Linked DNA regions of Homo sapiens: regions 1, 2 and 3 are each linked to region 4. Evidence: read pairs that join two places in POLR2A ChIA-PET (ENCODE). Cell type or tissue: OCI-LY7. All regions are shown on one strand.

What was found. ChIA-PET counts read pairs that join two places held together with the same protein. Peaks named below come from ENCODE experiments on the same cell type or tissue, not always from the same donor. Only the 100,000 strongest peaks of a DNase experiment are listed, where the experiment ranks them.
Region 1: POLR2A ChIA-PET joins it to region 4 with 5 read pairs; 5 of 35 experiments call an interaction of 5 or more read pairs at or near these places.
Region 2: POLR2A ChIA-PET joins it to region 4 with 5 read pairs; 1 of 35 experiments calls an interaction of 5 or more read pairs at or near these places.
Region 3: POLR2A ChIA-PET joins it to region 4 with 6 read pairs; 5 of 35 experiments call an interaction of 5 or more read pairs at or near these places.

Annotation. Positions count from the first base shown.
Region 1 is chr19:10,999,688-11,002,187 of GRCh38, forward strand. The region is part of intron 11 of SMARCA4 (SWI/SNF related BAF chromatin remodeling complex subunit ATPase 4); the gene reads left to right. Among named protein-coding and RNA genes, the nearest start is that of SMARCA4, 40 kb to the left of the region's middle. In OCI-LY7, no CTCF peak of the experiment used is centred here; no DNase peak of the experiment used is centred here.
Region 2 is chr19:9,781,787-9,784,286 of GRCh38, forward strand. It overlaps a transcript of ZNF846 not described here. Among named protein-coding and RNA genes, the nearest start is that of ZNF846, 14 kb to the left of the region's middle. RefSeq lists an enhancer at 2,359-2,500. In OCI-LY7, no CTCF peak of the experiment used is centred here; no DNase peak of the experiment used is centred here.
Region 3 is chr19:10,978,641-10,981,140 of GRCh38, forward strand. All of the region lies in intron 1 of SMARCA4 (SWI/SNF related BAF chromatin remodeling complex subunit ATPase 4), which reads left to right. Among named protein-coding and RNA genes, the nearest start is that of SMARCA4, 19 kb to the left of the region's middle. In OCI-LY7, CTCF peaks have their summits at 1,601 and 1,803; DNase peaks (open chromatin) are centred at 1,531 and 2,181; H3K4me3 peaks cover 2,016 bases; H3K27ac peaks cover 2,500 bases.
Region 4 is chr19:10,866,595-10,869,094 of GRCh38, forward strand. The region is part of intron 6 of C19orf38 (chromosome 19 open reading frame 38); the gene reads left to right. Among named protein-coding and RNA genes, the nearest start is that of CARM1, 3.7 kb to the right of the region's middle. In OCI-LY7, no CTCF peak of the experiment used is centred here; a DNase peak (open chromatin) is centred at 1,517; H3K4me3 peaks cover 1,110 bases; H3K27ac peaks cover 2,210 bases.

The DNA of each region.
Region 1 (2,500 bases), 130 kb after region 4:
ACACCTCCAATTCTAATCCAACAGCACAGGGTTAATTTTTATCCTTTCCGCCTTTCCATAATTCTAAAATCAGCAACCTGATTTCCCTTAGCAATAATAGGCTTACTTACCTGCTCCATTTTAGAATACACAGAAAGTACGTTCCAAAGTGCTAATGGACACCTCTATGCAGAAGTCTCCTAGTTAGAGTTCAGTATTTATAGAGTTCCTCTACCTCAGGATATGTGTTCCAAATACTGTGTCCAGAAGTTACTGGGGCCGGGTGCGGTGGCTCATGCCTGTAATCCCAGCACTTTGGGAGGCCAAGGTGGGCGGATCACCTAAGGTCAAGAGTTCAAGACCAGCCTGACCAACATAGTGAAACCTCGTCTCTGCTAAAAATACAAAAAATTAGCCAGGTGTGGGGGCACACGCCTGTGGTCCCAGCTACTTGGGAGGCTGAGGCAGGAGAATTGGTTGAACCTGAGAGGTGGAGGTTGCAGTGAGCCAGGTTCATGGCCATTGCACTCCAGCCTGGGTGACAGAGTGAGATTCTGTCTCAAAAAAAAAAAAAAAGAAGTTACTTTGGACCAGGTGTGGTGGCTCATGCCTATAACCCCAGCAGTTTGGGTTGCTAAGGTGGGTGGATCGCTTGAGCCCAGGAGTTCGAAACCAGCCTGAGCAACATGGTGAAACCTCATCTCTACAAAAAATTAACCAGGCTTGGTGCGCACGCCTGTAGTCCCACCTACTCGAGAGGCTGAGGTAGGGGGATAACTTAGCCCAGGAGGTCCAGGCTGCAGTGCACTGTGTTTGTACCACTGCATTCCAGCCTGGGGAGCTTTTTATTACTTGAGACAGGGTCTCTCTCTGTCAGCCAGTTCTGTCTCACAGTTCTGAAGCCATCTGGAGGACTCAAGAAAAAAGTAATGGGCCAGGTGCGGTGGCTCACATCTGTAATCCCAGCACTTTGGGAGGCCGAGGCAGGCAGATCATGAGGTCAGGAGTTCGAGACCAGTCTGGCCAGTATGGTGAAACCCAGTCTCTACTAAAAATACAAACATTAGCCAGGCGTGGTGGCAGGCTTCTGTAGTCCCAGCTACTGGGAGGCTGAGGCAGGAGAATCACTTAAACCCGGGAGGCGGATCACACCACTGCACTCCAGCCTGGGCGACAGAGTGAGACTCTGTCTCAAAAAAAAAAAAAAAAAGTCATGAAGTGGGAAAGTGCATGAAGTGGGAGCTTGTGCTCAGTCCTGCTGTGGCTGCCTGTCCTGTGGAGTGTTGAGAACAGGCACCGGCACTTGCTGCTGCTTGTGGGTTTTCTTGTTCTCGGACAGTGGTACTCAGCCTCTGTTGTGTGTTCTAGTCACCTGGGGAGCTCTCTATTATTATTACTACTATTATTTGAGACAGGGTCTCTCTGTTGTCCAGGCTGGAGTCCAGTGATGAGGTCATGGCTCACCGCAGCCTTGACGTCCTGGGCTCAAGTGATCCTCCGAGGACCTTTTTCTAAGTAGTAGCTGAGCATGAAGGCATGTGCCTGTTGTTGCAGCTGCTCAGGAGGCTGAGGTGGGAGGATTGCTTTAGTCCAGGAGTTCAAGACCAACCTGGGCAACATAGGGAGACTCTGTCTCTCCAAAAAATAAAATAATTACCTGGGCATGGTGGTGTGCACTTGCGGTCCCAGCTGATTGGGAGCCAGAGGTAGGCGGATCACTTGAGCCCAGGGCTTTGAGGCTGTGATCACACCTGTGAATAACCATGGTACTGAGCCCGTCTCCAAAAAATAAAAAGTAAATTAAAAATCTTAAAAAGCGAGGATGCCCAAGCCTCACTCCAGAGGAGTTCAATCAGAATTTTGGGTGTAGGGGAGGCATGCAGCAATCGGCATCTTTGACTGCTCCTCCCAGTGATCCCAGAGAGGATGTGGAGTTGAAAGTCCCTGACTGAGGCAGCCTGCAGAGCCCATTGTTGGGGTAAGAGGTTGCTCTTATGGTGGCCGCTCTGTGGGTGAGCTTTTAGCGCGTAGAGACTGATATCCCTCCGCTGTGTGGACGGTATTGACACTGTGAGCGCAGCAGTTTTGCAGGTAGTTATAAATTCCTGGAAGATGAAAACCAAAATTTAAACCAATAACTTTTTCTCCATCCTGGAAGTTTTTTCTAGGAAATATACAAGAATTGATGAGGGAGAAAATGTTTATCCATTGAATCTCAACAGGAGGAGTTTCATATTTGTTGCTAAGAGGAATTATTTTTGAAATATTTCAATTAGCTTTTTAACAAAAAAGAATGAGGACCCTTGATGAGATCTACAAATAGAGTATAAGTGGGGGAAAAAATCAAGGTCCAAAGAATGTAAATTATATAACCGTTAGTGTAAAAAAGAGGGAGAAAGTGGAAACGTCTAAGTCCTTGTTTCTTATCCATGGAATTGATCTGGAAGGATGGACAGGAAACTGATACCAGTGGAAAACTGTGAAGAGAAAAACTTAGGCTGGAGCACAGAAGAATGGGGAG
Region 2 (2,500 bases), 1.1 Mb before region 4:
TTTTTTTTTGAGATGGAGTGTCGCTCTTGTTGCCCAGGCTGGAGTGCAATGGTGCGATCTTGACTCACTACAACCTCCGCCTCCGGGTTCAAGGGATTCTCCTGTCTCAGCCTCCCAAGTAGCTGGGATTACAGGTGCACATCACCATGCCCTGCTAATTTTGTATTTTTAGTAGAGATGGGGTTTCACCATGTTGGCCAAGCTGGTCTCGAACTCCTGACTCCAGATGATCCACCCACCTCAGCCTCCCAAAGTGCTGGGATTACATGTGTGAGCCACCGCACCCGGCCTAATAATTTTTTTAAGTTAGCAGAATCCAGAGATAGAAGAACTTTCCCTCAATATTTTTCTTCCCTTCCAGAATACAGAGTGATTGCTGAAAAATAGCTGCCCCACCAGGAATGGCACTAGCCCTTGTGACTAGTTTTTACCACAAAATGTTAAAGGAAAAAAATGTGTCGTGTTAGCCAAAGAGCAATGTGCTTTCTCTTTTTTATTAGACAGGGTCTCAATCTCTCACCCAGGCTAGAGTGCAGTGGTGCTGCACAGCTCACTGCAGCCTCAAACTTCTGGGCTCAAGCAATCCTCCAGCCTCAGCCTCCCACGTAGCTGGAACTTCAGGTGTGCACCACCACACCTAATTTTTAATTTTTTGTTCCAGAGATGGGGTCTTGCTAGGTTGCCCAGGCTTGTCTCCAACTCCTGGTCTCAGGCAGTCCTCCCGACTCAGCCTCCCAAAGCACTGGGATTGCAGGCATGAGTCACCATGCCCAGCCAGCTTTCTCTATTTTTACTTTCCCTTTCCACCTAGATGTACATGGTGTCTCAACATTGAAAGATACTGGGTTTCTGCACCACCAGGGGAAGAAAGCCAACTAAATTTAGATTGTTACATGAGTAGGAAATTAACTGAAACTTTGATATGTGTCTGTTACATTAGGTTACCCATAAATACACAGCTAGATGGAAAAGAAATGTTACTGGGATATAATTTTGGTTAAATAGGACACCATATGCATTTGAAAGGAACAAATGGCTTTCCTCAACTTCCTTTAACTCTCTCAAAATGCACACCTGTGGCTCTTTCTAGATCTTCTACCTCTTCAAGCACTCCATACATAACACTATCTCCCTGTAACTTTTTTTTTTTTAAGAGACAGGGTCTTGCTCTGTCACCCAGGATGGAGTGCAGTAGCATGATCATGGCTCACTGCAGCCTTGACCTCCCAGGCTCAAGCAATCCTCCCACCTCAACCTCCCCAGTAGCAGGGACCATAGATGTATGCCACCATGCCTGGCTGATTTTTAAATTTTTTTGTAAAGATGGGTTTTTACTATCTTGCCCAGGCTGCTCTTGATCACTTGAGCCACCCCTTGGCCTCCCAAAGTGCTGAAATACAGACCTGAGTACCTGGACTTCTCCCTATAATTCTTTTTTTTTTTTTTTTTTTTTTTTTTTTGAGATGGAGTCTAGCTTTCTGTCACCTGGGCTGGAGTGCAGTAGCACGATCTCAGCTCACTGCAACCTCCAACTCCCAAGTTCAAGCGATTCTCCTGCCTCAGCCTCCCTAGTAGCTGGGATTACAGACCCGCATCACCATGCCTAGCTAATTTTGTATTTTTAGTAGAGACAGGGTTTCGCCATGTTGGCCAGGAGTTCAAGGCTGCAGTGTGCTATGATTGCCACTATGAATAGCCACTGCCCTCCAGCCTGGGCAACATAGTGAGAGTCTCATCACTAAAAAAAAAAAAAAAAAAATATATATATATATATATATATTCTTTAAAAGTTTATTTTGTATAAATAATAATGAGACATAATTTCACCAGGCTGGTCTCCAACTCCTGAGCTCAAGTGCTGGGATTACAGGTGTGAGTCACCGTGTCCGGCCAGTTTTGTTTTTGTTTTTTTTTTTAATTTCAGACAGGGTCTTACTCTGTCGCCTGGATGGAGTACAGTGGCACAATCACTGTTCACCACCACCTCAACCTCCCAAGCTCAGGTGATCCTCCCACCTCAGCCCCCCAAGTAGTTGGAACTACAGGCACAGTGCCACTATGCTTGGCTAATTTTTATTTTTATTTATTTTTATTTTTGTAGATACCGGGTTTTGCCATATTGTCCAGACTGGTCTTGAACTTCTGAGCTCAAGCGATCTGCCCGCTTCGGCCTCCCAAAGTGTTGGGACTGCAGGCACTAGCCATCGCGCCTGGCCAGATAATGGTGATTTTTTTTCCTAAAGAAAAAAAGTCCAGGCCCATGTAGATTTTTTTCGTATTGAAGGGGGCCTGCCCCTCCACACCTGTTGGTATTTCTCGCAAGGTGGAGACAAGAGACTGAGAAAAGGAAATAAGACACAAAGTATAGAGGAAGAAAAGTGGGCCCAGGAGACGGGTGCTCAGCAAGTGAGGATCTGCACCGGCACTGGTCTCTGAGTTCCCTCAGTATTTATTGATCACTTTCTCTACTATCTGGGCAAGGGGGATGTGGCAGGACTAT
Region 3 (2,500 bases), 110 kb after region 4:
TTAAAAGTGGATACCGGCCACATATGTGGTGGCTCGTGCCTGTAATCCCAGCACTTCTGGAGGCTGATGCAGGTGGATCAGGAGTTCAAGACCAGCCTGGCCAACATGGCGAAACCCCGTCTCTACTAAAAATACAAAAAATATATATATATATATATTTTAGCCAGGTATAGTGGTGCGTGCCTGTAATCCCAGCTACTCGGGAAGCTGAGGCACGATAATCGCTTGAACCTAGGAGGCGGAGGTTGCAGTGAGCCGAGATCACGCCACTGCACTCCAGCTTGGGTGATGGAGCAAGACTCTGTCTCTAAATAAATAAATAAATAGATAGATAGATATCTCAATAGCCAGTAAGCATACAGAAAGGTGCTCCGTGCCATTAGTTGTGAGGGACATGCAAATGAAGACCATAAGAAGATGCGATTGGACATTGGCAACATTGTTAAAAGTTGTAAGGACTGACAGCAGCAAGTGTTGGGGTTGATGAAGAGCACCTGGAATGCTGTCCCTGTGTGGGAGGTGGGACCGTGTGTGTAGATGATACAACTATTTTGGAAAACTAGCAAAGCTAAGTTTATGCCTCCCTTTATAACCACCAGTTTCATTCTTGGACACCCAAGAAGAACCAATGCATGTGTTCACCAAATGACTCTCATAGCAGCTTGATTTGTGCTGGCCAGAACCTGGTAGAGTACAATGTCTATGAAAATGAGAATGCTCACATAAAAAGAACGGATGACTCTCCCAGACATGGTGACCCTGTGTGATTGTCTTTTTTTTTTTTTTTTGAGACAGGGTCTTTCTCTGTTGCCCACGATCATGGCTCACTGCAGCCTTGACCTCCTGGGCTCAAACAGTTCTCCCTACTCAGCCTCCTGAGTATAAGCTAATTTAAAAAAAAAAACTTGTAGAGACAGGGTCTTGCTATGTTGCCTAGGCTGGTCTTGAATTCCTGGACTCAAGCGATCCTTCTGCCTTGGCCTCCCAAAGTGCTGGGATTATAGGTATGACCCACTGCCCCCAACATTATATTATTTATATGTTACATATATTATATGTTATAAGTATATATTGTATATTATATAATATATGTATTATAGACGTGACCCACCACACCCGTCATTTTATTGGAAGTTCAATAACAGGTGAAAGGAAGCCACAGTGATAGTCAAAATAGTGGTTTCCCTGGGAGAGTGGTATTGACTGGGGGGGCCCAAGAATGCCTTCTGGAACGTCAGGAGGGATGTCTGACGCAGTGTTCTTCAAGCTGTTCACCTATGATCCTGCGATCAGGGCATGTACAAGTCAGTGAGAGTAAGCAGAATCACACGCTGCTCCCCTCAGTACTGAGCTGAGGACGTGGAGTCGCTCCACGGCTCTCCACTTTGTGCTGCAAGTCGGCCAGTGCTTGTTCAAGTGCAGGCACCAGCAACCTCATCACAGGCTTTGGCACTGGGCGATACTGCTGGGGATGGCTTTGCATCACTCCCGGGCTGTTGGGATCCCCTTTACTGTCACTCTGCACGTGTCTGAGCTTTCAATCCGGAAATGAATTTGCGGATGCTGGTGGCACCCGCGTTCCTGTTTCACTGCAGCCTGACTCTAGAGGCAGCATTTTCAGGAGGAGAGGCCATTCTAACAAGCCTCTGTGAAACCCCGTGCTTCTAAAAAGCAGACTTGCCTTATTCGGGCACAAAATGGTTTTTTGGGGCAGCATCTTCAGTGTACTCTGTTTTTCCGTTGACAAAGTTAGCGCTGCTTTGAGTTGGAGCCGTTCCTGGAGGCTGTGACGGCATCGCATGATTTGATGGAAGGGAGAGGGGAGAAGTTCTAATGCTCAGTGTAAAGTACGATTAGGTGGCATACGCCTGTAGTCCCAGCTACTCGGGAGGCTGAGGCATGAGAATCGCTTGAACCCCGGGGACGGAGGTTGCAGTGAGCAGAGATCATGTCACTGCACTCCAGCCTGGGCGACAGAGTGAGACTCTGTCTCAAAAAAAAAAAAATGTACAATGAGGAGAGCTATAATTTCAGTCACTTCCCAGTGTATGCTCGTTGGCTTGTCCACCTTCAGAGAGGGAAAAGATGGTTTGCCCTCAATGACCTGGATCTTTTTCTCTTTTTCCTCTGAGACAGCGTCTCGCCCTTTTGCCCAGGCTAGAGTGCAGTGGTGCGGTCATGGTTCACTGCAGCCTCAACCTCCTGGACTCAGGTAACCCTCCCACCTCAGCCTCCCAAGTAGCTGGGGCTACAGGCATGTGTCACCAAGCATGGCTAATTTTTGTATTTTTTGTAGAGATGAGGTTTTGCCATGTTGCCCAGGCTGATCTTGAATTTCTGGGTTCAGGCCATCCCCCTGCCTTGGCCTCCCAAAGTGCTGGGATTACAGGCGTGCTGGATTGTATTTTGCTGTCAGTTTCAGTTTATTTGACTTAGAATAAAGACCTTCAAGTGAGGAAGAAGCTATAGGTCCCTGAATATCACAGGATCTATGAAGTAT
Region 4 (2,500 bases):
CATGTCTCAGCTTCCCGAGTAGCTTGGATTACAGGCACATGCCACCGCGGCTGGCTAAAGTTTTTTTTTTTGGAGACGGAGTTTCGCAATTATCGTCCAGGCTGGAGTGCAGTGGTGCCATCTGCAGCCTCCACTTCTGGGGTTGAAGCGATTCTCCCACCTCAGCCTCCCAAGTAGCTGGGACTGTAGGTGCCTGATACCACACCTAGCTAATGTTTGTATTTTTAGTAGATACAGGGTTTCACCATGTTGGCCTGGCTCGTCTTGAACTCCTGACCTCAGGTGATCCACCCACCTCAACCTCCCAAAGTGTTGGGATTATAAGCATGAGCCACTGCACCCAGCCTAATTTTTGTATAATTTTTGTATATTTTTAGTAGAGACAAGGTTTCACCAAGTTGGCCAGGCTGGTCTCAGACTCCTGACCTCAAGTGATCTGCCCGCCTCGGCCTCCCAAAGTGCTGGGGTTACAGGCATGAGCCACCGTGCCCGGCCCAGAAATTTCTCATCCTCCCAAACTTGTCTCCGTGCAACACCCACTCCCCGTTGTCCCTCCCCCAGCCCCTGGCACCCACCATTCTCCTGTCTCTGTGGATTTGCCTCTTCTGGACATCTCATGGATATGAGATCACATGATATTTTTCCTTTTGTGACTGGCCTGTTTCGCTGAGCTTGATGTCCTCAAGGTTCATTCATGCCATACGTAGCCTGTGTCAGAATGTCCTTCATGGCAGGCACGGTAGCACATGCCTATAATGCCAGCACTTTGGGAGGCCAAGGCGGGCAGATCACCTGAGGTTGGGAATTCGAGACTAGCCTGACCAACACGGAGAAACCCCATCTCTACTAAAACTACAAAAAAAAAAAAAAAAAATTAGCCGGGCATGGTGGCACATGCCTGTAATACCAGCTACTCGGGAGGCTTAGGCAGGAGAATCACTTGAACCCAGGAGGCGGAGTTGCTGTGAGCTGAGATCACGCCATTGCATTCCAGCCTGGGCAACAAGAGCGAAACTCCATCTCAGAAAAAAAAAAGGAAGAACATTCTTTTTTTTTTTTTTTTTTTTTTTTTTTTTGAGACAGTGTCTCACTCTGTCGCCCAGACTGCAGTGCAGTGGTGTGATCTCGGCTCACTGCCACCTCTGCCTCCCAGCCTCCAGCGATTCTCCTGCCTCAGCTTCCCAAGTAGCTGGGATTACAGGCGCCTGCCACCATGCCCGGCTAATTTTTGTAGTTTTAGTAGAGATGGGGTTTCACCATGTTGGCCAGGCTGGTCTTGAACTCCTGACCTCAGGTGATCCGCCCGCCTCGACCTCCCAAAGTGCTGGGATTACAGGTGTGAGCCACCGTGCCCAGCCTGTTCTTCCTTTTTAAGGCTGAATCATATTGTGTTGTATGGATACACCAAGTTTTGTTGATCCATTCAATTGTTGATGGACACTTGGGTTGTTTCCACCTTTTGGCTGTTGTGCAGAACCGTGCCATGACCATGGGTATGCAAATTTCTTTTGGAGTCTCTGCTTTCACTTCTAGTTTCCTTTTGAAGCCTTATACTGCTTTGTCGTTGGCTGAAATGGTAAGGCAGCAGCTGACCTGTCTCTAGCTTTCCCCATTACCTTGCTGAGTGTCTGATATGCAACTTTGTAACACCCTTTCAGGTGGGATCGATTATTTTCTTTTTACGAACAAGGACACTGAGGCTGATAATGGGCCTAGGGTCACCCAGCTTGGGAGGGACAGGACTGTGGGTGGAACCCCCAGCCTGCTGTCAACTGAGTGGCTTTAGTTCTAGCAAATTCATCTCTCTTTAACTAGGATCAGGGTCAGGAGCCTCCAAGGCAGAGGAGGAGGTAGACTTTTGAGGAATGTTTTGCCCATGGGCAAATGGGAGGGGAGGAGGAGATAATACTATTTATTTTTTATTTATTTATTTTTTTGAGACCAAGTCTCACTTTGTTCCCCAGGCTGGAGAGGAGTGGCAGGATCTCAGCTCACTGCAACCTTCACCTCCTGGGTTCAGGTGATTCTCCTGCCTCAGCCTCCCGAGTAGCTGGGATTACAGGCGTGCACCACCACACCTAATTTTTGTATTTTTCTGAGAGGGTTTCACCATGTTGGCCAGGCTGGTCTCGAACTCCTGACCTGAGGTGATCCACCCACCTCGGTCTCCCAAAGTGCTGGGATTACAGGCGTGAGCCACTGGGCCCAACAGAGGAGATAATATGAATGGTTGTGTTCACTTAGCAAAGAAGAGCTTACGATGTGCCATTTGCTTTATCAGTTTTACTCTTTTAAGCCTCATAGCAGCCCTAGGAAGTGGTGGGTACTAGCATTCTGCCCGTTTTGCAGAAGGGGAAACTGAGGTATAGAGGGGTGAAGCCACACAACTGAGGTTACACTGCTATAAAGTGAAGGAACTGGTGTTTGAATCCATGCTCTCTGGTCCCCAGTTTAGCAGAGAGGAAGGCAGGAGAAGGGAAGACCAGGACAGGTGGGTGTG